Regions from separate parts of the Homo sapiens genome. Here all the other regions are linked to region 1. A link is an interaction called in ENCODE POLR2A ChIA-PET data of the cell type or tissue named here. Cell type or tissue: MCF 10A. All regions are shown on one strand. Links, peaks and the distances in the headings refer to the core of each region. The heading gives the core; the rest is flanking DNA. Region 1 overlaps ACSL1 (acyl-CoA synthetase long chain family member 1). Region 2 holds the start of LINC01093 (long intergenic non-protein coding RNA 1093). Region 3 has its middle 12 kb from the start of LINC01093. Region 4 overlaps PRIMPOL (primase and DNA directed polymerase).

Evidence for each region. Peaks named below come from ENCODE experiments on the same cell type or tissue, not always from the same donor. Only the 100,000 strongest peaks of a DNase experiment are listed, where the experiment ranks them.
Region 2: POLR2A ChIA-PET joins it to region 1 with 32 read pairs; 2 of 35 experiments call an interaction of 5 or more read pairs at or near these places.
Region 3: POLR2A ChIA-PET joins it to region 1 with 19 read pairs; 2 of 35 experiments call an interaction of 5 or more read pairs at or near these places.
Region 4: POLR2A ChIA-PET joins it to region 1 with 15 read pairs; 3 of 35 experiments call an interaction of 5 or more read pairs at or near these places.

The regions. Positions count from the first base shown.
Region 1 is chr4:184,809,751-184,817,949 of GRCh38, forward strand. The region is part of intron 1 of ACSL1 (acyl-CoA synthetase long chain family member 1); the gene reads right to left. Among named protein-coding and RNA genes, the nearest start is that of ACSL1, 12 kb to the right of the region's middle. RefSeq lists enhancers at 5,160-5,339, 5,480-5,539, 5,720-6,039, 6,310-6,389, 7,954-8,033. In MCF 10A, for the core only: no CTCF peak of the experiment used is centred there; DNase peaks (open chromatin) are centred at 2,281, 2,981, 3,931 and 5,461.
Region 2 is chr4:184,895,448-184,903,646 of GRCh38, forward strand. LINC01093 (long intergenic non-protein coding RNA 1093) reads right to left here and starts at 4,014. Exons shown (of 2, transcript NR_039977.1): 1 at 3,860-4,014. RefSeq lists an enhancer at 1,672-1,961. In MCF 10A, for the core only: no CTCF peak of the experiment used is centred there; DNase peaks (open chromatin) are centred at 3,544 and 4,004.
Region 3 is chr4:184,907,184-184,915,382 of GRCh38, forward strand. It overlaps the pseudogene TRPC6P7. Among named protein-coding and RNA genes, the nearest start is that of LINC01093, 12 kb to the left of the region's middle. In MCF 10A, for the core only: no CTCF peak of the experiment used is centred there; a DNase peak (open chromatin) is centred at 4,328.
Region 4 is chr4:184,689,652-184,697,522 of GRCh38, forward strand. It overlaps PRIMPOL (primase and DNA directed polymerase), which reads left to right. Exons shown (of 14, transcript NM_152683.4): 12 at 1,848-1,930; 13 at 2,015-2,061; 14 at 4,871-5,301. The coding sequence ends at 5,128. It overlaps CENPU (centromere protein U), which reads right to left. Exons shown (of 13, transcript NM_024629.4): 13 at 4,434-5,750. The coding sequence ends at 5,637. Among named protein-coding and RNA genes, the nearest start is that of CENPU, 41 kb to the right of the region's middle. In MCF 10A, for the core only: no CTCF peak of the experiment used is centred there; no DNase peak of the experiment used is centred there.

The sequences.
Region 1 (8,199 bases), core at 1,244-6,243:
GCGCCACTGCACTCCAGCCTGGGCGACAGAGCGAGACTCTGTCTCAAAAAAAATAAAAATAAAATAAACAAATAAACCACATTTCATTAATATGTTATTTGAGTTCTTTGAATATGCATCTTCAAACAGGGTTTGGGGCATCTCTACAGCCACTTTTTGAGGCATCGAATGGTTTTCTGTGGCATACATTCACATTTTCCTCTTCCACTGAAGTTGTTGAAATTGAAGCAGTTTTTGAAGTCATGTATGTGCTACTAGTGAAAAAATTCTCCCAAGTCACAAGAACACATTTGAATGATATTAGAACAGGAGAAATTTTGTCCTATGGGTCCACATTTATCTAACTAAACCTCATACTCTATTTATAGCTTTTTAAACTGATTTTTAAATGCACTTTTTACAGTAACAACCAACATTTGCCTTTGTAAGCTGAAACCCTAAGAAATAATTACCCAGCTAGCATTACATTTGCTGTAGAAAAAGTCTAATTCAGCTAGTTGACCTGTACAAGGACCCATGACTAGGACTGGTAGAGACGGTTTCAGGACAAGGTGCCCTCTCTCCCCGAGGCTGTTCCAAATACAGGGGCTGAGAGCACCTCATACTATGACAGCCTTGGTAAGACTTAACTAGGAAGGCTGAAGGAGAATTTTGGGACACTTTCATCTTATATTGGGACAGGAATCTTATATTGGGCTTGGAATTAAAAGACATAACATAAATGTATACACAAAATAGTGGATAACAGAGTAGCAGTAAGTGCAAAATGAATTCTGACAGGGAGCATTTGCTCTTAGGGAGGGTTGCATGGAGAAGGCACAGCTGAGCTGGTCCTTGACAAATGAGAATCATCTGGGAAAATGAGCTATCCTTCATGCCCCAGGGACAGAGACAAGGCTACTAGAAGTGCCTCCTGACCTCAGGGCTCGCACTTTCGCACATTAATCTGGAACAAACGATAGGGCTCAAGCGGATAGGATAGGATAGGATAGGAAAGGGGAAGGAAGATGTTTGGGGAAATGGGCTTAGTTATGAGTTTGTTAGGAGCCACTGTGCTTAAGCACTTGCCGTGTGTCAGGTGCTGTGCTACGGGACTGCGCACAGGGCTAAATGCGTCCTCGTCACAGTCCTTACTGCACGGGGTTGTTACTGCCTTCAGCTCAAAGATCAGGAAACTGTACAGGAGTCAAATGTCCTGCCCTAGTTCCACATGAGAACAGGATGAGTGCCTGGGTCTGAAGCCAAAGCCCACAGACCTCAAGAGCTGAGCACATCAGCCCAGTCGTGCGTGGGTGTTCAAGTCTAAACAGAGGGCATAGGTGACACTGACAATGACAAGCCACGATGCACAATGCTTTTTTTTTGTTTTGTTTTTTGAGACAGAGTCTCACTTTGTCGCCCAGGCTGGAGTGCAGTGGTGTGATCTCGGCTCACTGCAAGCTCCGCCTTCTGGGTTCACGCCATTCTCCCACCTCAGCCTCCGGAGTAGCTGGAACTTCAGGCACCCGCCACCACGCCTGGCTAATTTTTTTTTTGTATTTTTAGTAGAGACGGGGTTTCACCGTGTTGGCCAGGATGGTCTCGATCTCCCGACTTTGTGATCTGCCCGCCTTGGCCTCCCAAAGTGCTGGGATTACAGGTGTGAGCCACCGCGCCCAGCTGCACAATGCTTTAAGAGCCCAGGATTCAAACCCAGATTTCCAACAACAGATGAACGGATCAAAATGTAGTCTATACAATGGAACATTATCCAACCTTTAAAAAGAAGGAAATTTGGATACATGCCATGACATGGATGAAGCAAAGGACAAATACTACATGATCTCACTTCTAGGAGGTACCTAGAATCAGCAAATTCACAGAGACAGAAAGCAGCAGAGAGGTTACTGGGGGCTGGGCAGGGGGAGGAGGAATGAGCGTTATTGCTGAACGGGCACAGAGTTTCAATTCGGGATGACGAAACATTCTGGAACTAGATGGTGGTAATGGTTATACAACCCTATGAATGTACTTCAAACCACTGTGTAACTGTATACTTAAAAATGATTAGCATGACAAATTTTATGTTATATATATTTTACCACAATAAAAAAAGTTTAATTATTTTTAAAAATTGCTTAAGTGGATACAAATGGACAAAAGAGAAGTAATTTTGAGCCTGAGAATGAATGGCAAAACACTGAAGAGACACTGGGAGGAGGAGACAGGAGGGTGATTTGTGAGCAACCGGCCCAACCTTCCAGGGTCCTCAGGGCCCTCCTTCATGTGGGAGGAGGCGGCGGTTCCACAACTACCCAGAAATCCTACACAATCCCCTCTATGAGAAGCAATCAGTCCTTCCTCTGAACTCCAGGACTTCTTTATTTGTAACCCCTGTGTGGTACTTAGCACCTCCTGTCTTACACTTACAGCGAATGGTACTTAGTACCTATGTAGATGCTTCTTCCTCTCCCCGGCCAGGGTCTCCTCCCATCTGTCTTTATATGCCCTTGGTTCTTAACACAGTCCCGAGCCAAGGACAGGTGCTTAACAAACATCTACTGAGTCATGAATGACCCTCTGTGATTCTGACCGTGTCAGACCCTCTGTGATTCTGACTGTGTCTCTGCAGCAAGTCCCTTGAGGATATATTCATAGAACAGTGATTCTCCAAAAAGAAAGGGGGTATTAAGCATTTTCCAACTTCAGTAGTCTCCTTCTACCCGCCACCAGACTCCTACACCGCACACCAGAAAGGAGTAGAGAACATCTCCTGGCTGACTGGGGGAAAAAGAAAAGGGTGCGAGCCACTGATGTAAAGGGGACATAAAAATATTCTCTTGCTCTTATTTTGATCATGTTTTATATTTCTCAAATTGTTTCACTTATGTAGAATGTCAGCCCAAGACTGCCATCAACTCTAAGGGCTACTGTCTTTAGAAGACGCTGAGATACAGTGAGATTTGGACAGACGACTGATGATTCATTTAAAACAAATCAAGGCTGCCCCGGGGGAAGGGAAGAGATCAAATAAGTACTTTTCTTAAGTAAAACAGCAAATATCAGAAAGGCTTGAGCCCAGAGCCCCATACCAGGGCTGGACTCCAACTTCTGTGAGTTTTCTATGACAGAAAAGAGAATCTTCCAAACCAGGGAAACAGACAAGACTCAAGCACAAGATCCAGAGTCCCACGCGAGGGCTCTAGTGAGGAGAATGCTCCCAGAAACACAGAGCTAGTGGGCGGCCACCTGAGATGTACGGAATGCTGACAACAGGATATGCCCAACATTCTCCAGAGCAAACAAAACAAAACAAAACAAAACATATAGCTCTCCTCCCTTCTCTCTTCACACACAGCTGCAAAGATCTGTCATGTACATCCACTTGAGAAAATGATGATTATAGTTAGGACATGCCCCATGACGATATCCAGGTCATGTACAGCCTTTGCGTGGGACAGCAGGGCTAAATTTTGGCGGTACATATTTAAGAGGGCAAGTTTCCATTCAAAAAATTTCCTATGAGAAGAAAGATGATTCCACTTGTCTTCCAATACTGATTGAATAAGGCTAAGCAACTGTTGTAGATATGTCACAATGAGGCAGATAAGTTTACTGATAAGAGCTAGAGAAGGCAGCCAACTTGGGCAGATAGCCTCCGTCAACAGCTTTGTGGCAGCGGATGGAGACAAAAAGATCCGCTTTTTAGGCTGACGCAATCCTTCTGCAAAGAGCAAGACAGAAAAGGCTTGTGTAGACTAAACTTCTCACTCATGAACTGGATCAATACGGCATGTTATTTCAGCTGATGTTCAGCACAGGAAGAGTCGGAATTGTGTCTCTATGACCGCAAGTTGAAGAACATGACAGCATGTTCTAAGGGTATTAGGCAAGACAAGCACGGCCTGTTATTACGAAAGCTAAAGAAGGAAATAAAAGGCTTTTTGCCACTGAAATAATCCAGAAGACTCTTCACCTTACTGGACTCAGCTAACCACAAAGTAAGCCCTGAAGCAAGAGACCACACCAGGAGAAGAGAGCACAACTGAACAGCAGAGAGGATCAAATGTCCTTTCACAGTAGCCAGAGCTGGCCCCAAGCTATGCAGGCACTTTCCTCCTCCGAGGGCCATGGATGGAGAGGAAGCTCCACTTGTTTGAGAAACTGCACGCAGAGAAGGTACCTAGATCCTGGGGTCCTCTCAGGTGCTCTGCCCAAAGTCAGGATCTTCCCATCTTCCCGTGGTGACTATGGAAATAAACAGAATATGAACATGTAAGGCTGGGCACAGTGGCTCACGCCTGTAATCCCAGCACTTAGAGAGGCCGAGGCGGGTGGATCACGAGGTCAGGAGATCAAGACCATCCTGGCTCACACGGTGAAACCCCGTCTCTACTAAAAATACAAAAAAATTAGCCATGCATGGTGGTGGGCTCCTGTAGTCCCAGCTACTCGGGAGGCTGAGGCAGGAGAATGGCATGAACCCGGGAGGCGGAGCTTGCAGTGAGCCAAGATCGTGCCACTGCTCTCCAGCCTGGGCGACAGAGCGAGACTCCGCCTCAAAAAAAAAAAAAAAAAAAAAAAGGAGAGTGGGAACAGAGGAGAGCTACGCCTCTTTCCATCATGAACATCATGGTAGCTTCTCCAAGACTATGTAAGAGAAGGGAAAAGATGGCCACACAATCCTGGCGTCCAGGACTAAACAATCAAGTTTCCACCTAATACCCAAAACCCCCAGGGAACAGTGATATATGAAGAAAAGAGTCAATGTTAAAACCTTCAATTCTATGTGGCGAGTCTATGGGTGTTTTTACTACTATGTTGTTGTTCTTTGTATGTTGCTGTATTTTTCCCAATTTTTTACTATGGAAAAATTAATATAAAACTTGCCATCCTAACTATTAGCTGTATTTTTAAAAGTTTCTCCAGATAAAGAAGCTATAAGTGAGTCAGGTCAGTTAATGTCCTCCTGTATTTATGTATTTCCCACCTGCTCCACGAAGGATTTAGGTAGTGACCTGTCCTCAGAACAGAATGACAGATAGGATATAAACCCCTCCTGGAAAATATGTAGCTATGCTTTGCCCCGTCTGCCCACGCTGGACCCGGCTCAGCCACTGACCTGCTATGTGAGCCACTTCCACTTTCGTGCCTCTTTGAAAAAGGAGTCACACCACAAAAAAAGAAGCAACACTCTGAACATTCCAGGGGGATAACCAACTCTCCTTAGTTCCTGACAATCAGAAAGCCTGAGGATAAAATACTTACAAGGTTTTCTTTGCCTTCAGCAAGTTTAGGATATCAATGAAGACAAACACACCTGCAAGAGTTAACAGAGCTACAGAAGACAGATCTGATAACCACGGCAGGTAGGGCCCTGGTGCTCCAGGAATCTAGGGGAGGGAGAAAACAGTACGCATGCACCAGGCATCCGAGGGAGGGCTGTCCAGAGAGCTGAGGGTGGAACCAGGCCAAGTCTGAACAGGCAGAGACAGGAGTGGGTGGAGAAACACCAGCAACAGCCAGACAGTGCTGTGAGCAAAGAGGCAGGGAGGAGGCCCTGAAGGAGCGGCAGGTGGGCTGGGGACTCGCAGCCGCATTGTAAGGCAACCGTCAGGAGCCTCTGCCTCTCTCTCTCCCATGACAGCATTCTTGTCAATGTCTTGGCTGAGTAAGAAACAGCTGGCTAAAGGAGGCTCGCCCTCACCCAGTGGGTGTTTAGTTCACAGAGCCCTCCTGTCCCCTCCAGGACCCAGGCCTGGGGGGGGAAACTGGGAAGAGTAAGACCCAGTCCTTGTCTTCAAGGAGTCCACAGCACCCCACAGCTCGCAGAGGTCACAGCTATCACATATCAGTGACCTGGATAAGAAGGTTAAAAAGGGCAAAGGTTGGGTAGAGTTACTCACACCTCTTAAAATAGACCAAGGTTTCAGAGACTGATAACCACAGAAATGGCTTAGCAGGACACGGGTGAGAAGACAGGACACAAAGACCTCTCTGCCCAGGGAGAAGAAGATCAGCCTCTCACGAGTTTGGAGAAATCCACTTCTGAGTTGAGTTTTTACAGATTTCAACAGGTACCTGCTGTTACTTTAAAAAGCAGAGATGAGGCCAGGTTTACAGGTTCATGCCTGTAAACCCAGCACTTTGGGAGGCAGAGGTGGGTGGATCATCTGAGGCCAGGAGTTCAAGCCCAGCCTGGCCAACATGGCGAAACTCCATCTCTACTAAAAATACAAAAATTAGCCAGGCGTGATGGCACACACCTGTAGTCCCGGCTACTCGGAGGCTGAGGCAGGAGAGTCGATTGAACCTGTGGGGGGCGCAGCGGCAGTGAGCCAAGATGGCACCACTGCGCTCCAGCCTGGACAACAGAGACGCCATCCAAAAGAAAAAAAAAAAAGCAGACATGAATGGAATCTAGAAGATAATCACAGGCTATGAGGTTCCCCAGGACTGGACGCAGCCTGCAAAAAACATGGGACCCTGTTCTGGCCTCTGAATTGTGCCTGTCATGTGGAAGACCTCAGTGGTGTTGGAGGAAGCAACAAGTGAAATAGGGAAAAGGTTAACCAGGATTTAGCTCATCGTATTGGGAAGGAGAAGAGAGGTACTGGTGACAACCACGAGACATGAGCTAAAATTACACAAAGAGCTCAGGTAACTATAAAAAGAGGTGACTGGCTCTGGGGAAGCCAAAATCAAAACAAACCTAACAAGTTGCAGAAGATTATAGAATAATGACCAGTGTTTAAAAGACAGAAAGAAAAAGAGACTATGCAGTTCGGCCATTACCTGCTCGGAATGGGTGATACTAGTTTGGGGTCTCTATATTCCCTTTATGTTTCACTTAAAATTTATTATGAAAATTCAAATCTATTCAAAAGTAGACACAGAAGTATAATAAAACTATATTTTATGTACCCGTGACTCCAACTTCAGCTTCAGTAATGATCAACGTTTTGCTGTTTCATTATACCCACTTCTTAAAAAATTACTTTAAGTTACATCCCAACACCCTGTCTCTCAGGTGACATTTCTGAGGCCTCCACGGCTCTATGGTTCTACCGCGTGGGGGTATCATGTGCAGGACAGTAAAACTGACTGGCATGTAGGCTGCATCTTGCCAACTGCCCAAAGGTTTAAACAAAAGGAGGCAACCTGAATATTGACTTGAAGCATCCAACTCAGCATAATACTTAATTATCATGCAAGAAAAACGCCCATATATTCAATTTGCAAATATTGAGGATATGCAAGTCAGCTCCAGCCTCAGGGGATATGATAGTAAACAAAAGAGAAAAAAATAAAACCCTGATCCCAATGAGGCTTCCACACTGCTAAGTTTTGGGACCAGAGACAAAACATACTCTGGAGTTAACCTGACTCTCCTTAAGTCACAGGCCTATTTGACATGAATCACAACCTAGCCAGAGAGCAGTTTCTATTCCCCTTTAATTGACAAATTCTTTCCTTTTTAAAAAATGGCATTCAGAGGTCTCTCATGATACTGGTGCTAGAGAAGGAGTTAACTTTCTGGTTCTCTAGACTTCTGATGATGTACCCCAATAAATAAATGCACCCCTCACATTAAATGCTTTTATCTATAAACCATATACAAGTATTTTCTGACCATTAGAAAACACACAAATATGAATTTAAAAGATGGCCAAAAAATAACTATCCATAGAAGTTCTAATGTTTCTATTCTATTCTACAATCTAATGGATGGTCTAGGCAGCCACTATGGGGCATACACCCCACTCTGGAGACAGTCCTTCCATCTCCTGAGCAGCCCTGCAGCCTCTTTGGTGGCTTGCCTGCCTTGTGTCTCCATCTGTTCCCCACCATGGGCAACAATGCATGAAACTGCTAATGGAGGCACCCTGAAATGCGTGCCACACCTGGGAGGCAGAGGGACAGTGCCTGCAAAAGCCTGCAAAAAGGGACTGTCACATCAAAGAGGGAGGAAAAGACACTCAGCATCACCCAGTGATGAAGGGAAGCATGCCAGAGAGAGCAGGACGCTACTGGTGACCGTCGCCTGGCCTGCCTGAGAGGGTGAAGAGACTGAGCCGGCCTCTCTGCAGGACAGAGAGGCTTGAGGCCGAGACCCACGCCAGGCTCCAGGGCTGGCCTCCTCTGAAGGTCTGTCCTGGACACCCTGAAGCTTCAGCCCTGACCCCAAGGACAAGGATCTTCACCCTGCCTGAACTCTAG
Region 2 (8,199 bases), core at 1,787-6,786, 86 kb after region 1:
TAAAAATAGTGTCATAATAGGGAAGTTCTTCCCTGAAAGCATGTGCACAGCCACTCTTGCTAATATGGTAACAAGATTCCACCCTTTCCTTCCTGAGACTAGGTCATGCAGAGAATTTAGTGAGTAGATATTTTCTGAGGATTCTTTTTGGCTCTTTCATGGGCCAGTCACGGTCCTGACATGGGTGACCACCCAGAGATGAATGTGAGGAGATGACACAGGATTCTCTGGCCAGATGGAATAGTGCTGGATGTATGCATGCATACCTGCCATTTCCACATGTATAGTGCTTTTTTTCTGATTATGCAAATAATGTATGCTTACTGTAAAAAAATTATGAAAAATGTAGAAAAGATAAAAACTATTCCTCACCCCATCTTCCAGAGACAAACTATACTTCACACATCTCTTTCCTGCTTTTATATATATACATATATCTCACCACAATGCACTATCATTTCCTGCATGTATATATATATATATATATGTGTGTGTGTGTGTGTGTGTGTGTGTGTGTGTGTGTGTGTAGGAAAGAGATGTATTAAGATGTATTACAAATGTATAACATTGTATATGTCTTTTGTCATCTGCTTTTTTTGTATTCAATTTTATATCATGAGATCTTTGACCATCTCACTGAAAAATCTTGAAGGACATTATTGGTGAAGGCTGATAGAAATGGACCATGATTTCCCCAGCCGTCTCATGTTGCTGACCATTTCAGTTGTTTCCAGTTTTAAATGCAACAGGAGAGAGCGTCATGTCAGTAGCTAAGCTTCTGCAACACACCTAAAGGAAGCATGTTGCTGAGTGCCCTGCTCTGATCCCCTTGGAGAAACGCTGAGGACGGATTTGATTTCAAATACTGTAAATCAGGCCAGGTGTGGTGGCTCAGGCCTGTAATCCCAGCACTTTGGGAGGCTGAGGTGGGTGGATCACCTGAGGTCAGAGTGTGAGACCAGCCTGGCCAACATGGCGAAACCCCGTCTCTACTAAAAATATAAAAATTACCCAGGCATGATGGTGTGCCTCTGTAGTCCCAGCTACTTGAGAGGCTGAGGCATGAGAATCGCTTAAACCCTGTGAGGTGGAGGTTGCAATGAGCCGAGATCATGCCACTGCACTCCAGCCTGAGCGACAGAGCAAGACACTGACTCCAAAAAAAAAAAAAAAAAAAAGCCACAGTATGGGTTTCTATGCACATATGGCAGCGAGCCCATTCATTGACTGTCAGGTAGCATCTACATAAAATGGAATACTATTCAGCCTTTAAAAGGAATGCCATTTGGATATATTCTACACCGTGAATGAACCTTGAAAACATGCTAAGTGAAATAAGCCAAATACAAAAGGAAAAACATTATATGATTCCCTTTACCTGAGTATCTGAGATACCTAGAGTAGTCAAATTCAAAGAGAAAAAGTAGAGCAGAGGTCGCCAGGGGCTGCAGGGGTTGGGGGAAAGGGGAATATTGCTTAATGGGTACGGAGTTTGTGTTTGGAATGATGAAATGTTCTGGAAATCAGTGGGGTAATGGTTGCACAACATCGTGAATGTGCTTACTGCCACTGAATTGTATACTTGAAAATGGCTAAAATGGTAACTCTTATGTACATCTTTCCGCAATTTTAGAAAGCCACAATGAGGCAGAATTACAACACAGGAGGGTAAATACTAAGGTTCTGCCTAAAGGCTTGGTCCTCCTCGTGGCCTTGGATGACCTCATCCCCCTCGAGGGGGACGCCCGGGGACTTTCCCACCCTTCTGAACCCAGCCTTCTCATTCTCTGATTTTCATCCAGGCTCCCCTATTCCAGCACAGCCTCCATTTCCTCAGGTGTCTCGTAAGTTCACCCCCAACCTCTGAAGAGCTCCACCCCTCCTCACAGGGCAAGCTCACTCCTCGGTTCTTCTTCCCTTCCAGGGCTTCCATTCTTATCCCGAGTTTCCAGCTTCAGCCAGGTGCCCAGGGATGCTTGCTATGGCCGGATCCAAAGGCCAAGGCAAGAGGAAACAACGCAGCTCTCTGGGGATAAGGGTGGGCGGCATCTCCCAGTCGGGTTTCCTTTTCAGCATCTGCCGGGAGGGCTGCAGGCCGGCTGGGTATTTTCATAGCTGATCTACTCAAACAAACACATCTCCTAAAGACAAATGTTGGTTATGTTCTCTGAAGACACTACAGTTTAAATCCACATTGGGGAACTCCCCCACTAGCCAGGCACCTGTTCTGCCCTTGAAGTCGGCGGGTCCCCATCCCTGGGCAGAGGAGCTTTTGGTTTCTGACGTTGTCCTCCTGAGGCTGCTGGAATCACAGAAAGACCTCATTCCCCTTTAATGTCAGCTTTCCCATCCCCTGCGTGTGGTCTCAAGACCTTGGAGCTCTTTCTTATAACAGGTGGGTGGGGGCGGGGGGCAGGGGAGGGGTGACAGTTTCTTCTGTCATATAAACATAAAAACTTCAGCAACAGTGTCTGATTGTGTCAAAGCTGAGACCCAGATATGCTGGAATGTGGAGACAGAGACAGTCCTGGTGTGCTGGTGTGGGGGAGCTTAAGGGACATCAGACCAGCTGCTGAACCACACCCTTCATTTGCCAAAAGCTCCATGGGGAGAAACGGGGATCCTGTCGAAAGCTTGCACATATTCTGACACATGCAGATATGTCTTATGGGCTTAGCAGGCCTGGACAGAGGCAGGGATTGAGCACGAGGTTGGCGAATGTCTGACTCCCCACAGGCGAAGAAGGAAGAAGGCTGAAGGAGCCACGCTCACAGCAGGACAGGAAGGCTGTGGGTGTCTGGAAAGCTGTGGGTGATGTGCCTTGATTGCCCCCGTGGTGGAGCCCAGCACTCCAGGAGGGAGAATACTTGTAAAGAATTAAATTAGAATGATTTGCCTGGGAGGTGGAGTCAGCAGCATAAGGAGACTGCTAAAAGGGCGAGAGCAGAGCGTAGTGAGAAGTTTCTATACAGGCTGGAGATCCCTGGAAGCTAGTGGTGGTGGAGTGAGAGAGGAGAGAACAGACACGTCAAAGGCCAGGGGCCGTCGCTGGTGGCTGGACTAGGTGAGCAGCTCAGTGTTAGGGGGGCAGGTGGCCTCCGTGGGAGAAGCTGAGGGCAGCAGGATGACCAGGGCCACAGGAAGCAGCTGGGTTATTTGCAGACAGCTCCCACCTGGGCTGCATCCATCACCCACGCACTATCTTATCCTCAGAGACGCAGGCCAAAAACGATGGCTTCTTTTCAGTGGCTACATTTTGAATCAGGTGATGCTTGATAAAAATGAAACATCCTGCTCTTCTTCACCCGACCTGCCTTTTCACCTACCCAAACAAACAAAAGCAAAAATAAAACAAGACAATAATAGCAATGAGGCAGAGGAAAGACCGAGTCCCATCCTACAAGAAGGGAGGCCTCCGTCTCCCCACAGCCACTCCTATCACCCCAGATCATCACTGCCTGAATGCTGCCTTTACCATCTCAGCCCAAGACACTGTGTTCTTGACATTTTAATCATTGGCATCATTATGTCATTTCTTTGGCAATCGAAAGCAATGTTCCTGCTCCTGTGTGGGTTTGAACAAACAGCCCAAGGGGAGAAATAATGAATTCTCAAAGGAAAAAAAGTCTGTTTCTCATCTCAAGCACCTGGAAGGCTAAGGCGGGAGGATTGCTTGAGGTCAGGAGTCCGAGGCTGCAGTGAGCTATGTTCACACCACTGCACTCCAGCCTGGGTGACACAGTGAGACCCTGTCTCAAAAAAAAAAATCCTGTAAGCAATGAGACACACAAGGAGTAATCAGCACACAGAGCCTTAGCACACACTCCAGCCTGCACACTCTGCAACGTTCTGCTCTTACCTCAGTGTCACAAGGTGTGGCTTGAGCAGCTCTTGCCCAGACAGATAAAAAGCAGGTGTAACATAGTGACCCCAAGGGACCCAAGGGTGCCCATGGTTTGCAAGAGAGGAAAGAACAGAGAGAGCCTGAACATTCCCAGAATTGCATTGCTCACTAGCCAAGCTGTGGCTTCCTTGACACATGTAGCTGGCATGGGCTCCGCCCACAAGCAGGCCTGGCTGAGCAGAAGGCAGCTTCCAGGAACTCCAGGGTACAGTTATTGTGTTGATCCAACAGGTGCCCAGGCCAACACCAACGTGGGGCCTGAAGCTGCCTGCCCACTCCTCTCTGGCCTCTCAACCCTGACCAACAGCCACCCTCACAGCAGCATGGGCCAAAGGGTCATGGGACAAGCCACAAATGCAGTTGACACAGCCTGGGTACATCATGCACAGCAGGGTCCACTCTGTTCCACCATCAAAGACCCCTGCCTCCTAATTGGGCTTAAGAATGGGCAGGACGCACCTGTGCTTTAGTAGTGCAGCTCCCATAATGGCTGGATTGCCACATGCTGGTATCTCAGTACAGCTGCCCAGGTGTCCTAAACATGTTTTAGTCATCTTTCTAGAGAAGGTAGAGACTATGGTTATAGTAACAGGAAAAGTATGAAACAGGGGAAAGTACCAGGATGTCCCCTCATGGACTGTCACTACTGGCCGTCACTACAGAACTTTTATTCATTGTTTCATTGTTTTTAAAACGTGCGTATGTGCAAGGCCTCAGATCTTTCTGCTATGAGTCCCTCATCGTTGACTTGGGACCACAGACTTCGGCTAGAAAGCTCACTGTCATGCTGGATGAGGGCATGGCTCAGGCACCGTGGCTTATCGTTTGGGCTGAGGACAGATGTAGCTTTCACTGAACTCTCTTCCAGTGCACCAGTGCAGTTTTGGGTAGCGGGGACGTAGAAGTGTGCCCAGAAGGGCTGAAGACGTTTTGCTTTTTTTGTTTTTGTTTTTGTTTTGAGACGGATCTTGCTCTGTTGCCCAGGCTAGAGTGTAGTGGTGCAATCTCGGCTCACTACAAACTCCTCCTACTGGGGTCAAGTGATTCACCTACTTCAGCCTCCCAAAGTGCTGGAATTACAGGCATGAGCCACTGTGCCTGGCCCAAAGATGTTTTTTAAAGAGAAATAGAGGGAAGAGCAGCTGCCATAGGGAATGGAAATGTGGGAGAAGAGAGGCTATTTAAGAGGATTTTTTTATTTTTTGAGATGGGGTTTCACTCTGTCGCCCAGGCTGGAGTGCAGTGGTGCAATCTCGGCTCACTGCAACCTCTGCCTCCCAGGTTCAAGCCATTTTCCTGCCTCAGCCTCCTGAGTGGCTGGGATTACAGGCACGTGCCACCATGCCTGGCTAATTTTTGTATTTTTAGTAGAGATGGGGTTTCACCATGTTGGTCAGGCTGGTCTCGAACTCCTGACCTCAGGTGATCTGCCCTCCTCGGCCTTCCAAAGTGCTGGGATTACAGGCACGAGCCACTGCCCACCGCCCGAGGATTTTTTTTTTTTTTTTTTTTTTGAGACAGAGTCTGGCTCTGTCACCCAGGCTGGAGTGCAGTGGTGCAATCTCAGCTTTCTGCAACCTCCACCTCCTGGGGTCAAGCGATTCTCCTGCCTCAGCCTCCCAAGTAGCTGGGATTACAGGCAACTGCCATCATGCCCAACTAATTTTTGTATTTTTAGTAGAGACGGGGGTTTCACCATGTTGGTCAGGCTGGTCTTGAACTCCTAACCTCCAGTGATCCATGGCCTCGGCCTCCCAAAGTGCTGGGATTCCAGGTGTGAACCCCTCTGCCCGGCCAGCTTAAGAGGATTTTGAAGGGGCTTTAGTGATTCCATGTTCCATGTGACCAAGAAATCACCATCAAAAATCGATATATGTTTTGTCGTAACAAGGAGATACACAAAGGGATAGCGACTACCTCTGCCTCAGGAGTCAGCAAATACTTCACTCAAGAACTGATCTTGAAGGATGGGTGAGAATTTTCTAGAATGAAAAAGATGGATAGGTTCGTGTGTCTCAAAAGCAAGCCCAGGACAGATGCCAGTGGTTACGTTTTCACTGGTCTGAAAGGACATGAGAAAAATAAAGACCAGGTAGGAAGCTTTTCAAAAAGCTAAATTTATCCAATTGAAAGGAACTTAGGTTTCGGATGATGTACTTTCTACTTTTGGAGGGTTGCTGTTTTTCTTTCTCTTATGAAATCAAGCTGAATATAGATGATACCATCTATGTTATCATTTACATTCTCTCTTACTTAGCCTAATAAAAACATCACGTTTCCCACATTTTTTAAAAAAGGTACTGACCTTTGAAATGCAGAGGTCTGAGGGCTACCGTAGCACACTCTAAACTAAGGTGCTGGATGGTGCAGGCTGCCCCGCTGGGCAGGCCATGGTGCATGTGGAGAACTGGGAGGAAGCCAGGGTATGAGGAAGATGGGACAGAGCAGTGGTTTAGGGTTAGATGGAGGACGGTCTTTCATAGGGACCTTGGACTTCATTCTTTAGGAATGATTTGGGGTTTATAAATGAAGGAGAGAGCAGATTATATTTTACTGGAACCCAGGAAGATTAACTTTGGTTCCAGTAAAGTAGTGGACTGGAGAAGAAAGAGATGAGACAAAAAGACCAAAACCACTGATGCAATTTTCCAGGGGTAAGACGAGGGCATTCATTATGATCAGTGGTGATACAGACAAGGAAACCAAGCAAGATTCGAGAAACTCCTAGGACAGCATTGGCCTCAAAGACATTCGTGTGATGAATGCTTTAGAGCCCTGTCAACTCATAGACACAACCAACATGTATATTGTGTTATACAACCAGGATATCTGAGGAGATCTCAGAGCTGAGTCTTAAAGACCGATTAGTCCTTCGGGCCTACAAATCCTAGTTCCTGAGCCAACTCAAACAGTAAAGAGCACTGGGGTACCACCCGTTCTTAGTGCCACCTAAGAACATAGGCTTTTGGGTTCACTGGCCAGTACATGAATCTGACACTTTTAAAAATAGGAGATGACAGATTTAAAAGACTCTGGGGCAGGGGGAGGTCAGGCAATTTAAAAGAACAGAATGGATTTGCAAGTATAGATGAGAAACTACAATGAACACTTGGCATCAGTGAGAGGGCTGCAATAGGGAATGATGGTGACTGCGGAAAACTCAAGCTCATGTGCCCTACCTAAAGGGGGTAGCTGCCATTCTACACCAGCTAACTCTTGCCATATAGGAGTGGAACCAGATTTTTGAAATTTTGAACGAAGCTGGAAATCTGAATTTTTGTTTTCTGCTAGTTCAAGTTTTGAAACATAACAGCCACACCATGTGAGTTGAAACCAATTTTGTTGGCAAGCTGAATTTGTTCCACTGACCTCCAACCTTAGATCTTTGGCCCAGGAATTAGATAACTATTAGGCTAATGCACAAGACCTCATACCAGAAAGAGAAACATGAAGATAGGTAGTGATAGAGGTGAGGTATGAATCATCTGTTAGAAGAAAGAAAAGAGTATGAGACATTTTTTAACTTACAATGAATAAATCGCTATTCATAATTCTCCACTTCTGTTACCAGAGGATGTAATAATGGGTTTTGGAAAATAGGCAACACTTGTAACCATCAAGTGATGCCGTTGCCATTGTCACATTTGTCTTTCATAGTTGTTTCATACGAAGGAAGAACAGGTATTGTTATCCTCATTTGGCTGTTGAGAAAACGGAGGCATGGCAAGGCCTGCAGTTCCCTAAAATCACTGAGTGGTAGTGGCAGGGCTGAGTCTAGAACTTTGTCAACTATCACCACCTCTGGCATCGGCCTACACAGCCACTTGTGAACAGGTCCTCTTAGAACAGGACATTTCAGCAGCTGCTGGTCTCTGAAAGTGCCAGAGAGCCTCAGCGCAAGGAGGCAAGGTGGGAGAGAAGTTGCAGAAAGCACCGCAGATGCTCCTGGCAATGCTCACCGTCCCACGCTTGCTCACGGCCCCAGCAGAGGCAGGACCGTGGATACCAATCCAGGAGTGTGAAGAACAGCATCTCTTGTCTGCACAATCCCTCAGCGGCTCCGCTGGGGACTTTGCTGCACTCAGTTTTTCTCACCTGCAACTTGTCAGACAGCATTCTCTTTTTGTCTTCATCGCTATTTTCATCAGAATTTGGAAGGAGCTATAGCTTATAAACACAAAATGGCAAAACAAAAAAATTTTAAAAAGAATTTGGAAGTGGCTGGATTTAGGACTGCTGGGTTGTTTCTTAGGTTCCTAACTTTGGGGTGACTTATTTTGAAAGTCACTTTATTG
Region 3 (8,199 bases), core at 1,871-6,870, 98 kb after region 1:
ACTTAGTGGAATACCAGTATGTGCTGGGCACTAGGGAGAGGTGCATCAATCTAGGGCTCAATTTTTAGTTAAAAACAAACAAACTTGAAGGGTGATTTCAGAAACTAATCAGATTGTCTTGTATGTCTAGTGATCAAATACTAGATTTTCCAAAGTACTACCTTAAAGCAACATTTATATCTTCAGCAATAACTGTGCCTTCACCCTACCCCAGCCCATGTCTGTGAAAGGTGGCCATCTTGTGGATAGGTAAGTTCTGGTGTGTTTGTTAAAAACAGCATCTCTCATGATTATGTAAATCATACTCTTCAGGGAGGCAGCAAGTTAACTGGACAAGAAGGATGTGATTCTGTGTGTTTTCTTCTGGATTTATCCAAATGGAGCTGGGTAATGGGAAACATGGACTGCGTGTTCTTTCACTCAAGCAAATCACACCAGATCTGTGATTTGTTCTCATGCTAAGGGTTGCACAGACTTCCCGAACACGGCCTCGGGACTCTTGTGTTTTAGGTAAGAATGCCTGTTCTGCCGACATTGGCCCTGGTGTCCTCACTTCCTGTCTATTTGGAGCTCTGTCCTAGAGGGCTGTCGTGTTACTAAGGCAACCAGCAGTCCTCTGTGAAACGTTCCTAATCTTTCCTGTGGAAACACAATTTCTGTCTGTGCTGTGTGATCCAACTTTTTACATTAGCCCATAGAATTTTAGCAGTGCTCAGGTTGAAGAGGCTAATTTCTACCTCCCAAACTAAGTGATACCCCAGAAGACAGACCAATGGGCAGAGTGTACAGGGATGGTAAACCCACACTTCCTGCCCCACCCTAAAAGTACTTGTCATCCCTGTGCTTTTCAAGAGAGCCCAGACTACCTCACACCTTCAGAGGACATTATGTCCTCTGAAGTCTTGGAGATCCACCTCTCCAAGAGAACTGTTTAATTTGACTATGTCTTCAACCACACCAACTAGGATCCTTATCCCTTCCTGTCTCTTAAAGGTGATAGAGTGGTCCAACCAATGTTCTGGGTATTATCCCTAAATGAAATAGGAGTCCCAGAAAACAAACAACTGGCAGTGTCAAGGGATGCCCTTTTCTAAGAAGGCCATCTAGCCAGCATGTTAGCCTGAGCCCTTGGCCTGTTGTGGTACCTCTAGAAAAAGATGTATTGCTGTAATAAGGGCACTGGGGTAAGAATAGAGTCCTGCCTGGCCTTACTCCACAACAGTTCATCCAAACACACAATGACATATGTGTTCATCTGAACACACAATAAAAATTGATGTGGAAGGCCGGGCGCAGTGGCTCATGCCTGTAATCCCAGCACTTTGGGAAGCCGAGATGGGTGGATCACCTGAAGTTAGGAGGTTGAGACCAGCCTGGCCAACATGGTGAAACCCCATCTCTACTAAAAATACAAAAATTAGCCGGGTGTGGTGGCGTGTGCCTGTAATCCCAGCTACTCAGGGGGCTGAGGCAGGAGAAACGCTTGAACCTAGGAGGCAGAGGTTGCAGTGTGCTGAGACCGTGTCATTGCACTCCAGCCTGGGCAACGAGAGTGAAATTCTTTTTCAAAGAAAAAACAAACAAAAAAAAAAGAAAGAAAGTTGATGTGAAGACACATCAATGAAATGTGTGTCCATCTGAATGTACAATGAAAATTGATGTGAACACACATCAGTGAAATGGCAATCATAACACTGACTTCACACGGTTGCTTTTAAAGTCCTTTGTAATCTTTGGTGCATTCTACAAGTTTTATTTAAATCTATAGGACTGTTCATCTTAAGGAAAGTATTAGCAAAGTTTTCTAAGGAAAAAAACAAGACAAAACCCCCAAAAGTTGTTTTTACAATTTAAACCTTCCAAAGAACAGGATAGTTGTGATTCTCATAGGCCTACCTGTTGGGGTGATCAGACCCAACACCAGGTCGTGGGGGTGACAAAGTCCGGCAGAGTCAAAGGATTGAGAAAAAGACAGTTTGAGAGAGAAAGGTGGGACCAGGGGGCCATCACTAGTGTATGGAGGCTGCGAAGTCCCCGAGCTGTGGGAGTCCATACTATTTATTGGTAATCCAACAAAGAAACAGGTGGTGAGAACGTGGAAGTCAAAAGGGCAGGTGCATGATCTACAGCTGTGATGGTTTAGCATGTATAAGGAACATGTTCTGCTACTTGAGATAATGGGAATACGAGCCTAGGAGGGCTAGCAGCAAGGAGCCAGCAAGTCTAGACACATTTCAGAGGACATTATGTCAGTCATGCAAGCCCTGCCTCAGTCTTTTTCCCAACACTCAGCCTTTTCCCAACATGCCCCATTTCTCTTTTTTGAAAACGAGAAGGTATCGTTATTACTATCCTTATTACTAGCATAAAAGGTGGCCTCTTTTAATTGAGCAAGACGATTGCAGGCTGTGCAGCCCTTAATTGCCAGTTGGTGATCCAGCTTTATTTTTCTTAGCTCTTATTGAAACTGGAGTCGCTCTGGTTTGAATACTTCCCACATATCTCCCCTTTCCCTTTCACAAGAGGACCCTTAATCCTAGGGGTTGCAGAAGGATGAAGGTCCGTCTTCTGTAACTTCTTCATGCTGAATAGGGGTGATGATATTCCTGCCCAACTATTAGGGTCTCTTGTATTCAGGGTAGAGGGGAGCTGAGTCACAAAGCATTGGTCTATTAAACATCGTGATTCTGGTCGGTCCTCATTCCTTCTTTGCATTCAGATTCAACTGGCTCATGGCTTGTACTGGGGGGACCCGGTCCAAGGTTGGGATCTATGGGTCCCTCCAGTCTCCCATTCCATGGTCATACACATCTTGAGGGCATCCACACAGTTCATTCATCTCCTGCAAAAACACAAGCATAACCTCACCCCCACGTTAGTAAATCTACTGAAACAGAAGCAAAAACTTTCGTGGCTGTAGCTGGGAGACCACTGATAATGAGAAATAGGCCCCTTCTAACAGAAGGCACAGGGAAAGCAAATCAAGGCTTTTCAAAACTTCAATTAGCATTGTACAGGTGGGTCCACTAGATGCTATGGCTCATGATAGATCTTCAGATGTTTGGTGGGCACCCACACAGGCACCTGATTGTCACCTGGAGATACACAAGCAAATCCTCTTTGCCATATAATTATCTTTCCTTTTTCCCAGCTCTTTGTTTGTGACCATATCTTTTTCTAAGGCCTGCGGCATTAAGATGAGTTAAAGAATGGAATGCTTGTGCATCAGCAGAGACTGCAGACACCAGTGCATCCACCCTTTGATTAAGTTTAGTTAAAGGACCAAAAGGTCCTGTAGGAGAGAAAAGAAAGAGCATTTTTATCCTTACCTCCATCCCCTCTATTCCTTTTATATTTGCCCTCTCAGATTTTGATTGGATTTTGAGCCATAGCTAATTTCCATAATTCAGAATGTTCTTGTCTGTTCCTGTAAATCTCTGCTAGTCTTTGCTAGTCTCTAGTTTTGTACCTCTCTAGGGCACTGACCTTATATTGCTAGTCTTTGCTTTTGTACTTCTTTAGGGCACTGATCAGTACCTCTTTAGGGCACTGACCTTATATTGCTAGTCTTCATCTATCTCTCTATTTATCTCCATCTCTCTACTTAACTCTGTCTCTACTTATCTCTACCTATTTATCTCTATCTCTATCTCTATATTTATCTCCCTTATCTCTACTTGCTTAGTTCTACTTACTTAGCTCTACATCTTTCCTGGAAACCTTTTTTATGACCCTGAGTAGAGCTCAGAAATCTACCCTTTAAGCTTCAGCAAGAGACAAAACAGGGACCCTGGACCTGGTACCAGATTGAAAGGAACAGGAAGTGCTCTCCCCTCCCCAAAGCAGGAAAACCAGAGTTTGGCCCTTGCAGATTTCCACTCCACATCAGCGTCATCCTCAATTTCCTGGAATGAATTGTTGATCATGGCAATTAAGATATTTAGCAAAACAATGACCATTGTAACATTATAGACTCCATAAAGAACATAACCAATGTTTTCAATGAATTTGTGGTTATCATTGTAACCACTGATTTCACTTCAGAAAGTCCACATATAGCCCAGAACAGTGTCTTAAAACTCTGTTGTGAAGGCTTCATTTTGTCTTGCACCAATGTAGGAGAAGAGGTTGAACATTCCCATCATAAAGACCACAAACAGCACAATGAACACATTCAGCCCATATCATGCCTGTGTGCTCGTTAAATCTGTTTTTCTCTAGCAGAGGCAGGTTAACCATGAAACTGAAGCTTCAAGATGACTTTACTTGCCCTACGCAAAGCAGCCTGTGATTTATTTTTTCCGGGACTACTGCCAACCAGGCCTGTGTGTCAATCTGTAAGCATGCAACAGCAGGTCTACTGTACATGTAGGTCTTTTGTCAGACACTTGATTAACCCAACATACAGCCTCTCCTGTTGGATTAGTACTACCAAAGCCTCCTGTTCTTTTCACCAAGCTGCTTCCCAGCTTTATGTCAACAACTGAGCAATTCTTTCTCCTAGGGAAGCAGACCACAGAGTTGAGGAACTAATAACTAATTGAATTTCTCTGGTATAATCAGAACCAATCATTCCCGTATGCAGAGTGACACCTCTAGCTCTTTCAAGTAGTAGACCGACTTCCTGAGGACAAGAGTTCCCCAGCTCCTGTGGGGACCCTCTCTGGTGGCTCCCCAGGAAGCAGGGAAACGGGGAACTGTGCTGCAAAGGTTCACAGCAGCAATGCCCGCTGCAGCGGGAAACAATTGTTGCCGTTTGTAAGGGCCCTGGCTGTGCCAGATATGCCTCGGTTTATTGAGATGCTCTCTAAATAAACAAGCCTCAGATTCCACTGGGTCTTCATACTACCAATTGCTCCAGGTTTTAATGTTGCAACTATAGGAAAGGTAAGTTTTGCAGCTAATTCATTTACTTGCCCATTAAGGGGAGAGAGAGGAGGTGGCCATTCACTTAATTCAGCAGGTGGAGCCCACGGGCTACTAAAAAATACTTTTTTCAGATTCCCTTTGTTTTCTTTAATTTCCTCCATTTCCTGTTCCTCACATTCAGAATCTGAAGTTTGTTTTTACACTCGTCCTCCTCTTCTTCATCTGAATCTGCCTCATCATCCGTTTGAAATGGCTCAAGAGCTGCTTCTGTTAGTGCCCACATTGACCAAACTGAGACTAGAATTTTTGCTCCATCTTTATACACTTTTTAAAAATCTCTGCCAATTCTCTCCCATTCATCCAGCTCCATAGTCCCTTGTTCTGGGAACCATGAGCAAAACTGCCTTACTGCGCTAAAGAGTGAGTGATAAATTCTGAGCACTAACTTTCATTCCCCCTCTTTGTAATAATGCCTTAGGAAATTTAAACAAGCAGAATGTCTGCTTTCACTTTGTCCCTTTGTTACCCTGGTTCTTGTGAGTGCTCAGCTTTCCAGCCAAGCTTCTTTTCGACATCCTCAGGTGTCCTTTGATGAGGCGTCCTTTGCTTTCACATGCTCTGGTATTCCTTCACCAGGATCTTTGTTGCCCCACATTGGGCGCCAGAAATGTTGGGGTGATCAGACCCAACACCAGGTCGTGGGGGTGACAAAGTCCGGGGGAGTCAAAGGATTGAGAAAAAAGACAGTTTGAGAGAGAAAGGTGGCACCAGGGGGCCATCGCTAGTGTGTGGAGGCTGCGAAATCCCTGACTCTGGGAGCCCATGCTATTTATTGGTAATCCAACAAAGAAACAGGTGGTGACAATGTGGAGGTCAAAAGGGCAGGCACATGAGCTACAGCTGTGATGGTTTAGCATTTATAAGGAACATGTTCTGCTACTTGAGATAATGGGAATGCAATCAATCTGGAAGCCTAGGAGGGCTAGAAGCAAGGAGCCAGTTAGTCTAGACACACTCTGGAGGACATTATGCAAGCCCTGCCTCAGTTTCCCTCCCAACACTCAGCTTTTTCCCAACACCTACCAACCTCTGAATATCAGATTCAGCATGTTTCTCTCTAAAAATCTTAAGTACAGAGGCCAATTCATAAGGATTTTTTTTTTTTGAGGCAAGATCTCACTAGGTCACCCAGGTTGGAGTGCAGTGGCACAATCTAGCTCACTGCAACCTCTGCTTCCCAGGCTCAAGAGATCCTCCCACCTCGGCCTCCACAAGTCACTACACCCAGCTCATTTTTCAATTTTTTGTAGAGTTCTCATAGTATTGCCCAGCCTGGTCTTGAACTCCTGGACTTAAGCAATCCTCTTGCCTCAGTCTCCCAAACTGCTGGGATTATAGGGATGAGCTACCATGCCTGGCCAGAATTAGCAGTAGCTGAGATTTATGTATTATGTATAGCAACCCGGGAGCTGGCTCAGATGTTATCCTGCAATAAGTACACAAAGCTGCCTTGAGAATTGGACAGAAAGCACAAGCAGAGACATAGAATATGTGCCAAGCAAACTGGACAAACAATCTGGTAAGTCAGTTTATTTTGAGTCAGGTGAATCTTTGACATGGGTTAAAAGATATTAAACAAATTATTTTTTAATTTAAAAAAACTGCATAATAATATAAATAAAACCAGCCTACTTGAATCCACTTAAGAAATACAAATGCTTTCTTAAGTTAGAAGGATCATCTCTTTCCTTGAATATAAAATGAAAGATTAAATTTTTAAAAAGTTTAAAATTAAATTCACTTATTACACAATGTTCTTAACATATATTTTTCCTGGCAGGTAAGGTGAGGTGAAAAGTTCATTTGAACTTAGACTTGAGTTCAAGTTTTAGTTCCAGCAGTGATCAGGTGTGTGTACTTTGGCAAATGATTTAACTTTTTAGAGCTTTATATGCTCTGATGCCTATAAAATAGCTTTAATTGTGAAGTGGTTAAATGAGATGGCATTTATTAAGTTCAGAGCTGACTACATATTTTGTCCAGCCCAGTGCAATATAAAAATTCAGGGCCCCTTGTTCAAAAAGCAGGAAAAAAGCTTTCTCCTCCTCCAATGTTCACTGTCTCCACCTGTCTGGGTATTTTGTGACAAACTCCCTTAGGCACAGATAGATTCATCATAGGGTGGGCAAGTGAAGACCCCAGCATGCTCCTCATACCCAGAGAACAGGAGAGCACAGCCAAGAACCCAGCCCAGGGAGGTGGGAGGTAGGATCCAGTGAGTGTAGGCACCAAGCTCCCCTCCCAGGTGGGCCCCCAATTGTCCCCTGCCCAGGAAGCCAGCCCTGGGCAATGGATGTTCTTATCATAGGGCTCTCCTGGCATTTAGACACAGAGATTGAAATGTTAATTTAGTGTCTCCCACCCGCCAGAGGATTTTGTGAAGATTACAAGAGATAATATGCTTGAAATGTCCTTTGCAAATTGTAAAGCACTCAACAATGTAAACTATTGTCTTTTAAAATCAAAATTTGTCTGAAACGGATAGCATTTCATTTTCTGCTTAGCAAGGCAGTGACAGAGAAAGTTTGCAGTAAGAGAAAGCTGCATTTTAATTTTACAAGAGATATTTTTAAAATATCACAGGAGTTTATTGTACAGATTATTTCATCATTCAGGTACTAGTGTGTCTGGAATTGGTTCCTTCTTGTGGGTTCTTGGTCTCGCTGACTTGAGAATGAAGCTGTGGATCCTGGCAGTGAGTGTTACAGTTCTTAAAGATGGTGTGTCCGAAGTTTGTTCCTTCAGATGTTCAGATGTGTCTGGAGTTTCTTCCTCCTTGTGGATTCATGGTCTCGCTGACTTCAGGAGTGAAGCCACAGACCTTCGCAGTGAGTGTTACAGCTCTTAAAGGTGGCACATCTGGAGTTGTTTTTTCCTCCTGGTGGGTTTGTGGTCTCGCTGACTTCATGAGTGAAGCTGCAGACCTCCGCAGTGGGTGTTACAGCTCATAAAGGTAGTGCACACCCAAAGAGCGAGCAGCACCAAGATTTATTGTGAAGAGCAAAAGAGCAAAGCTTCCACAGCGTGGAAGGGGACTCAATCAGGTTGCCAATGCTGGCTCTGGTGGCCGGCTTTTATTCCCTTATTTGGCCCCGCTCACATCCTGCTGATTGGTCCATTTTACAGAGTGCTGATTGGTCCATTTTATAGCATGCTGATTGGTGCATTTTTACAGAGTGCTGATTGGTGCATTTACAAACCTTTAGCTAGACACAGAGTGCTGATTTGTGCATTTTTACAGAGTGCTGATTGGTGCGTTTACAAACCTTT
Region 4 (7,871 bases), core at 2,872-7,871, 120 kb before region 1:
CACCATGTTGGCCAGGCTGGTCTCGAACTCCTGACCTTGTGATCCACCCACCTCGGCCTCCCAAAGTGCTGGGATTACAGGCGCGAGCCACCATGCCCGGCCTGATGTTAATGGTGCTTTCTATTACAACCACACCCCAAAGCCCAGCTCTACAAAGATGGAGCATGAATGAAAGGAATGAAGTCACATGTGAACTGCAGGCAAGGAGTTTTCAGATTGCTCAAGAAATGTCAAGTATCACTGTGTTTTCTAGCAGTATTTCAATATCCTGCAGTGCCCGGGGCACCTTCCTGTACAGTTTGGGAGCCACAGCATTATTAGCTCATTAATTGGGAGGCCTGTTACTAGAATGTTTAAGGGAAGATTAGACTAAGTCACCTGCCTTTTTTTGCTCCTGGGTGCAGGTCCCTTACCACCTCCCCATCCCACACCTCACCTACTGCCATGGGGAGTGTTAACCATCTTATTTCCTTTTCTGTAAAATGTGGGAACATTTTCAACTATTTAATCAAATCTTTAAGAATTTTAGTGATTATAGGATTGTTTAGGTTTTCTGTTGCTTTTTAAGTTTGCTTAGTTTATTTTTATGTAGTACTTTATTTTACAAAAACTTTCAAAGTTACTGGCAAAAGTTGTTCACAATATTGTTTTCTTAAAAACATATGATGCATTTAATTTCTAATAACATTTGTGTCTTTGCCTTATTTTTAAATCAATTTTACCCTAATTTCATTTTCTTCAAATGTAGGCCTCGTTGATTCTTTTTACTTTTGTCTCTTTATGACTGCCTGCCTTTTATTTATTTATTTACTTATTTATTTATTTAGAGACAGAGTCTCACACTGTCACCCGGGCTGGAGAGCAGTGGCACCAGCTTGGCTCACTGCAACCTCCGCCTCCCAGGTTCAAGTGATTCTCCTGCCTCAGCCTCCCAAGTAGCTGGGATTACAGGTGCCCCCCACCACGCCCAGCTAATTTTTGTATTTTCAGTATAGACGGGGTTTCACTATGTTGGCCAGGCTGGTCTCTTTATTCAGTTCGTTGTTTTCCACGTTAGTCACTTAATCCATGTATCTTTAGCTATTCTTCTTTCATAACACAAGATTTTAAGACTATAAATTACCCTCTAAAGGTGACTTTAGCTGCATTTCACATATTTTAATATGTACACTTCCAGTCCACTCAGGTCTAAGCGTTTTCTAATTTCCACTATTTTTCCTTGAACCATTGGTTGTTTCAAGTTGTTCTTAATTTCCAAATTATGGATTTCTATTAGTTTTATTTCTAAAATTTGCTTTATGCTCAGATGTGTTCTGTATGAAGTGATGATTTTAAATTTGATAAAATTCACTTTATAGCTAGCATGGAATTGGTTTTATAAAGAACTGCTTCATATTTACCTATTAGATCAAACTTCTTAATTGCTTTTTGTCATTCATTTTTTCTGTATCCTTATTGGACCTTTTTTGTGGTTATCCTTTGATCTATAAATTACTGAGAGTATGTTTTTTAAAAACCTTGATTTATGGTAGATTTGTTTATCATTGTGGTCCTGTCCATTTTTGCTCACATATTTTGCAGCTGTATTATTTGGTGAGTACAGGTTGAGAATTGTTACATCTTCCTGGGGGAACTTTCATCAGTATCTACTTTTTGCCCTGCAGTTCATTTTGTGTGATTTTTGGCAACCACCGTTTTGATTGGTATGTATCTATCCTTATCCTTTTACTTTTTAATTTTTCTCCATCTTTAAGTCTTAGGCATATTTCTTGGAACAGCATGCAGCTGGATTTTGTTTTCTACCCAGTCTTGGTATTAATACTTTTTTTTTTTTTTTAAACATAAAGGATTCTGGTTGATCTGAAAAATGAAGTTTGGTATCAAAAATGTCATGACCCTGTATGTAAAGCAGAAAACTTCAAATCTGACTGTAAGTTACTAATTTTTACATTTACCACAAAGTAAAAATTAGATAACTGTAATATGTAATAGTTTTGCTATCTTTCTGATTCAGGTTTCCCATTACCTGCTGAAGTATGTCTCCTGTTTCTTTTCAAAGAGGTAAGTACAGATTTTAGTGTCTTTCTCCTTACCAGGGAGTTCTTGGTACAATAGTATACCTGAGCCATGAGTAGTGTCCAAATAGCATTGAAACCCATTTGCTACCTTGTTTTCACTTATGACTGTATTATAGGAATATATTGTAGTGATTTTCCCATTTCAGCACATATCTGATAATACAAACCTTTTTTTTTTTTTTTTACTGCTGCTTGAGGTGTACAGTTTAATCAGTCCCAGACATTTAAGAAGTTTCCCATATTTTGCTTTTCAAAGTAACAAAATACCCATCTTTGTATTTCTTTGAACATCTGTATCTGTAGGATGAATTTCTAGAAGTAGAATTGTGTCAAAGGGCATATTCAGTTTTAATTTTGGTAGGTATTACCAGGTTGTCAAACCAACATTTTTCTCTTAAAGATTTTTTATTTACCCAAATAATTAACGTGCATTGTAGAATGAATTGAAAATACATAAAATTAGGTCAGGCACAGTGGCTCAGGCCTGTAATCCCAGCACTTTGAGAGGCTGAGGCAGGCAGATCACTTGAGGTCATGAGTTTGAGACCGGCCTGGCCAACATGGAGAAACCCCATCTCTACTAAAAACACAAAAATTAGCCAGGTGTGGTGGCCTATGCCTATAATCCCAGCTACTCAGGAGGCTGAGGCAGGAGAATCCCTTGAACCTGGGAGGTGGAGGTTGCAGTGAGCTGATATCACGCCATTACACTCCAGCCTGGGAGACAGAGCGACTCTGCCTCAAAAAAAAAAAAAAAAAAAAAAGAAAGAAAATACATAAAATTAGGAAATACACAAGAAGCAAAGAGGAAAGAATCTTCCTTACTCATTTGACCAGAAATAAATGATACACGTTTTGGCACGTACCTTCGAGAATTTATGTATGCTCATTTTCTTTTTTTTTGAAGTGATAGCACACATACTATTTCAGTTTTTTTTCTAAAGTATCACAAATATTTTTAGTACCTATTATCAAATTGCTCTCCATAAAAAGTATAGGATATTAGACCTCCACAGATAATTTATGAGAGCACCTATTACCTCACACTTTGCCAGCAGTGCTTGTTTACCTCGAATCACTACCAATCTGGTAGGCAAAATGCAGTACCTCAGTTGTTTTAATTTGCATCTCTGTAATGAACTTTTTTCGGATTCACTATTAGTATTTCTATAATGAAGTGCCTGTACCTGTCCTCTGTCCATTTTTCTGTAACTTTTTTGCAGTAATTAAGTACTGTTTTTGACGTATTTCACTTTTAAATTGTAGTTTGTGTTTTGTTTTTTGTCACATCTGTCAGCTTTCTCCTCTATAGTGTTAATAGAATAAAAGAAGTTACCTGCTACAAGCAGAACAGGTGATGGGGTTTATATTCTAGAAAACTCAGTCTTAACACGTCTCTCGAAAAAACTCCATATGTTTGAAATGGTGGAAATTCCATTCTTGGTCTGCAAGAACTGGACATAAAATAACTGATAGCCAGATTCTCTGGCAAAATACCAGGTTAAAATGTGTTTTGAAATAACCAAGAACAAAGTAAATTTTAAAAAATAAACTGTCTCCAAGAGGAGGAGGATTGCATCGCCCTTGTTAGTCTGGATTGTGATTTAGATATTCGTGGTTGCAGTGGATTTTTAAGCTACTTTTTCCGCTTATCTAGTAACACCTCAAAAATGCCAAGTTGAAAGTACCATTGGTCAGTATTACCACTACTTGGACATAACTTTTTAAAGTAAGATATATAATGAACACCCATGTAGCTGTCACTTAGTTTTCAGTTAACATTTTGCCTCTCCTGCTTCATCTTGTTTTTTAAAACAAATATTTTAAATTACCAGTTGGTGTTATTTATACCTGCTTTTCTATTGCACTGATATTTCATTGGTCACTTGATTTTAAATTTACTATAAAGGCCTAACCTACAGAAATGTACAAGAATAAGGAACTCTGCTGTCTGTCCTCTATTGAGATCTGCCATTTGTTAACACTTGGCCACATTGGTTTTCTCCCTCTACTGTATACATACGCATTATTTTTGATGACTCTCTTAAACTGCAGACATCAAAACCCTTCATCTAATATTTAAGCACGTAGCGGAAAGAATAAGACATTCTGTAGCTTTTTTAATGACAGGGGGGTATCATGTTGCCCGGGCTGGTCTCAAACTCCTGGCCTCAAGCAGTCCTCCCGTCTCAGCCTCCCCAGTAGCTGGGATTACAGGCACGTGCCACTGCACTGAATAAGGACATTCTTTACATAAATAATGTATTGGGCGGATCAACTAAATGTCTATACTGAAGACATTCTATGGTAAAATAATTGATACAATACTATTATGTAATATACAATCCAGTCATATTTTGGCAACTGTTTTTAATCTTTTTTCAATCCATGTTTACGATTTGCTAAATACTTTAAAATTTAAAGCATGGGTACTAAGTCCATTGTCAAGATAGCAAATTTATCTTCTGATTTGTCTTCAGCTGGACTGTCCACTTGTTAAAAAATTAAATCCACCCTTGCTCTTCCGTCGGGGAGTATTGAAAAGTATGTGCACAGAACTGTAGGTAATTTCAAATTTGGAGTTTCAAGTGTGTCTGAGCTTCAGTGCAGCAACGTTTGAATCAGTGCACTCATTCCCACGGTGAGATATCGGAGACAGCATTCCTCCTGCATATTCACTTTAGTATCTGTCACTTAATACCTTACTTCAACATAGAGTATAAGGTTAAATCACATATCCTGAGTAAATATTTTCCTATCCCACTCTCTATCCCTTCACCACTGAAATAAAGGAAGAAGAGTTTACAACAGATGAAGCAGATGAAACTAGGAGCAATGAAACCCAGAATCCTCATAAACCATCACCTAGCAGGCTGTCAACAGGTGCATCTGCTGATGCTGTCTGGGATAATGGCATTGATGATGCTTATTTTTTAGAAGCTACTGAAGATGCTGAATTAGCTGAAGCTGCAGAGAACAGTCTTCTCAGTTATAACAGTGAAGTGGATGAAATTCCTGATGAACTAATTATAGAAGTATTACAAGAGTAACTAATTCACTATGAACACTTTTGTCACCAGGCTATAATTTGCCTGATGTCTGTGAGATTTGATAAATATATCATTCAACCTGTTTATATAAACTAAGTTTTATTACTTTGCTTTCCAATTTTTGTTTTTTACTTCTGTAAACCAATTTCATTAAAAATTAGCTTTGGTGTAAATTCAGGAGAAATCGCCTTATTAATTAATCAAAATTATGTTCACATCAACTTAATTTTACAAGTTTATTATAGCTCATACCTGGGACCGATTAAGGTGTCAACATTTTAAAATTACTCAAGATATTAACCAGAAAAGATGATTATGGCCTTTAAAACTATTGGACAAACTGATGCTATTTAACATTGTTCACAGCCATTTAATTTGAATAACAAATTTTAGATTCTAAGTAGGCCATAACTTCTTTGCAAAACAATTGATTTATAAAGGTACAGTTTCAGAAGGTAACAGCATGAGACTAGTCTTCCTATAGGCACATTTTAGTAGACTGCTCTTCTCATCCCTGGTCAAGGAGCTTCTCTAACTGATGGTTGATATTTCGCAGATGGCTTTCGGCTCCCAGAAGTGTTCTTGCTTTAAATAACAGAGCTGGAAGGCTGGATGAATCATACTGTTGAAAGAAAATTATATAATTAGCAATATCAAAAACTCATAACCTTGTCCTTAGATAGCCCAATCTTATGACTAATGCAAATTTTGATTGAGCTTTCCATTAACTACTCCTCCTCTCATTTTTAACTAGGACCATTAAGACAATTGGTTTTAATCCATTTCCCTTAGAATATAATTGATCACAAAGTTGCTAGGGAGCTGCTCTGCAAAGCTTGAACTGATCTTCTTATCCCAGAAGACCAGCTGATTCAAAGAATTGTATCATCTCTATTACTGGAGACAGGAAATCACATCTGGGACATGTCAAGGCTTGGTTTGGGCAGGTCTGCTCGTGCTGTGTAGAATCTGCTTGATATCATGTCTATTTTAAAACACAGAAAACTGTAAGACAGGTTTTACTTTAACTGAAATAACTAATGGAATGAGAACACCAGATCCATAAAAGTTCTTAAGGAAAAAAGAAAACCCAAATCTATCATCTCAAGAAATTATTTATTGGGAGAATCAATTAAATGTCTCAAAGGCTGCCAATCCAAATGTTCTTAATGATTCATGTTAAAATTAGAATACAAACCCAACATAAAATACAATATCCAACTCATGATTTTGAAATAATTAACAAAGTCAAACTTCCAGTTGCAAATTGTATCTAAGGGTGCATGATTAAATTCCTCTTACAGAATTTTGTCATACTTTGATAGTTTGCTGTTTAATAGCATGTTTTCAAGATGACAGCAGAAAAGGTGTCATGCTGTGACTACCACACACATGATAATGGAATTTTATACAAATATTTGACAAACTAATGTGTTCAAGCTCCCATGGGCACCTGCTCTAGGGAGGAATAAAGGGGAAGAAGTCACATTTGTCACTAAATGTTTAGAGTAAGACATATGCCCAAATATCTACACTTAATAAGGCAAAAGGGACAGTTAATACAAGAGGAGTGCAAGAAGGCATTGAGCTCACTCTAAGAACAGGACGCTCATCAGGTGGTGTGTTCCAAACAAGGCAGAGACACTAAACCTCGCTTTTAACCAAAGTATTATGTTCAAGCTGAATCAATGCTACAGATAACTTGCCCAAATTTAGTAACAAACTCCAAATCATAAGCTTTGGACTACTTAGGTAATTAAAAAAATACCTTTAAAAGCATTCTATTTCTGGATCTCTAATATATACACAAACCTTAGGCTCAGGAAAATTAATTTAGATCAGTGTCAAAACCTTAACATTGAATTTAGAAGTGAATACAAATCTGATCATAAAATATGTATACATTACATATATATATATTATATAAAATTATATTAGGGCATACAAATACAAATTTCTTTCCTAGAACTTAAACATTTCTATTAATCTGAGGCAGATGGCATAACAGTAGCAAAGTCTGCAGTAAAAATCCAGAAGCAACTACAAAATGTATTAAAACAATAAACTTGTTTTCCCATTATATTCCTTTTTAATGTTCCTTAACTTTTTTTTTTTTTTTGAGGCAAAGTCTTGCTCTGTCACCCAGGCTGGAGTGCAGTAGTGCGATCACAGCTCAGTGCAGCCTGGACCTCCAGGGCTCAAGCGATCTTGCCACCTCAGCCTCCTGAGTAGCTGGGACTACAGGCATACACCACCACACCTGGCTAGTTTTTGTATTTTTAGTAGAGATGGGGTTTCACCATATCGCCCAAGGCTGGTCTTGAACTCCTGGGCTCAAGGGATCTACTTGCCTCAGCCTCCCGAAGTGCTATGATTACAGGTGAGAGCTATCACACCCGGCCTGTTTCTTAACTTCTAAAATCCTACCTACCACTTATACGGGAAAATAGCTTGTTTTTCATATGCAAAAGATGCCGTGAACATGGGCTAGACCAAACAGAAGAGGCTGGTCTTTCGAACATGGCTGAGTGGTCTTACATGAATGAAAACTGTAATACAGCAGAGTGTGATTTTTCAATTGAGATTTATACACAGAATAAAAACTTCCCTTGATGAAATTCAGCTGTCCGAGTGAAAATACCTTACACAATCAGCAATTCTAGACATTACTCCTCCAGCCTTCATTAAGTAGCTAAGAAAAGTGCTGATATAATGAAGTTTCACTGGCTTATAGTGATACTAT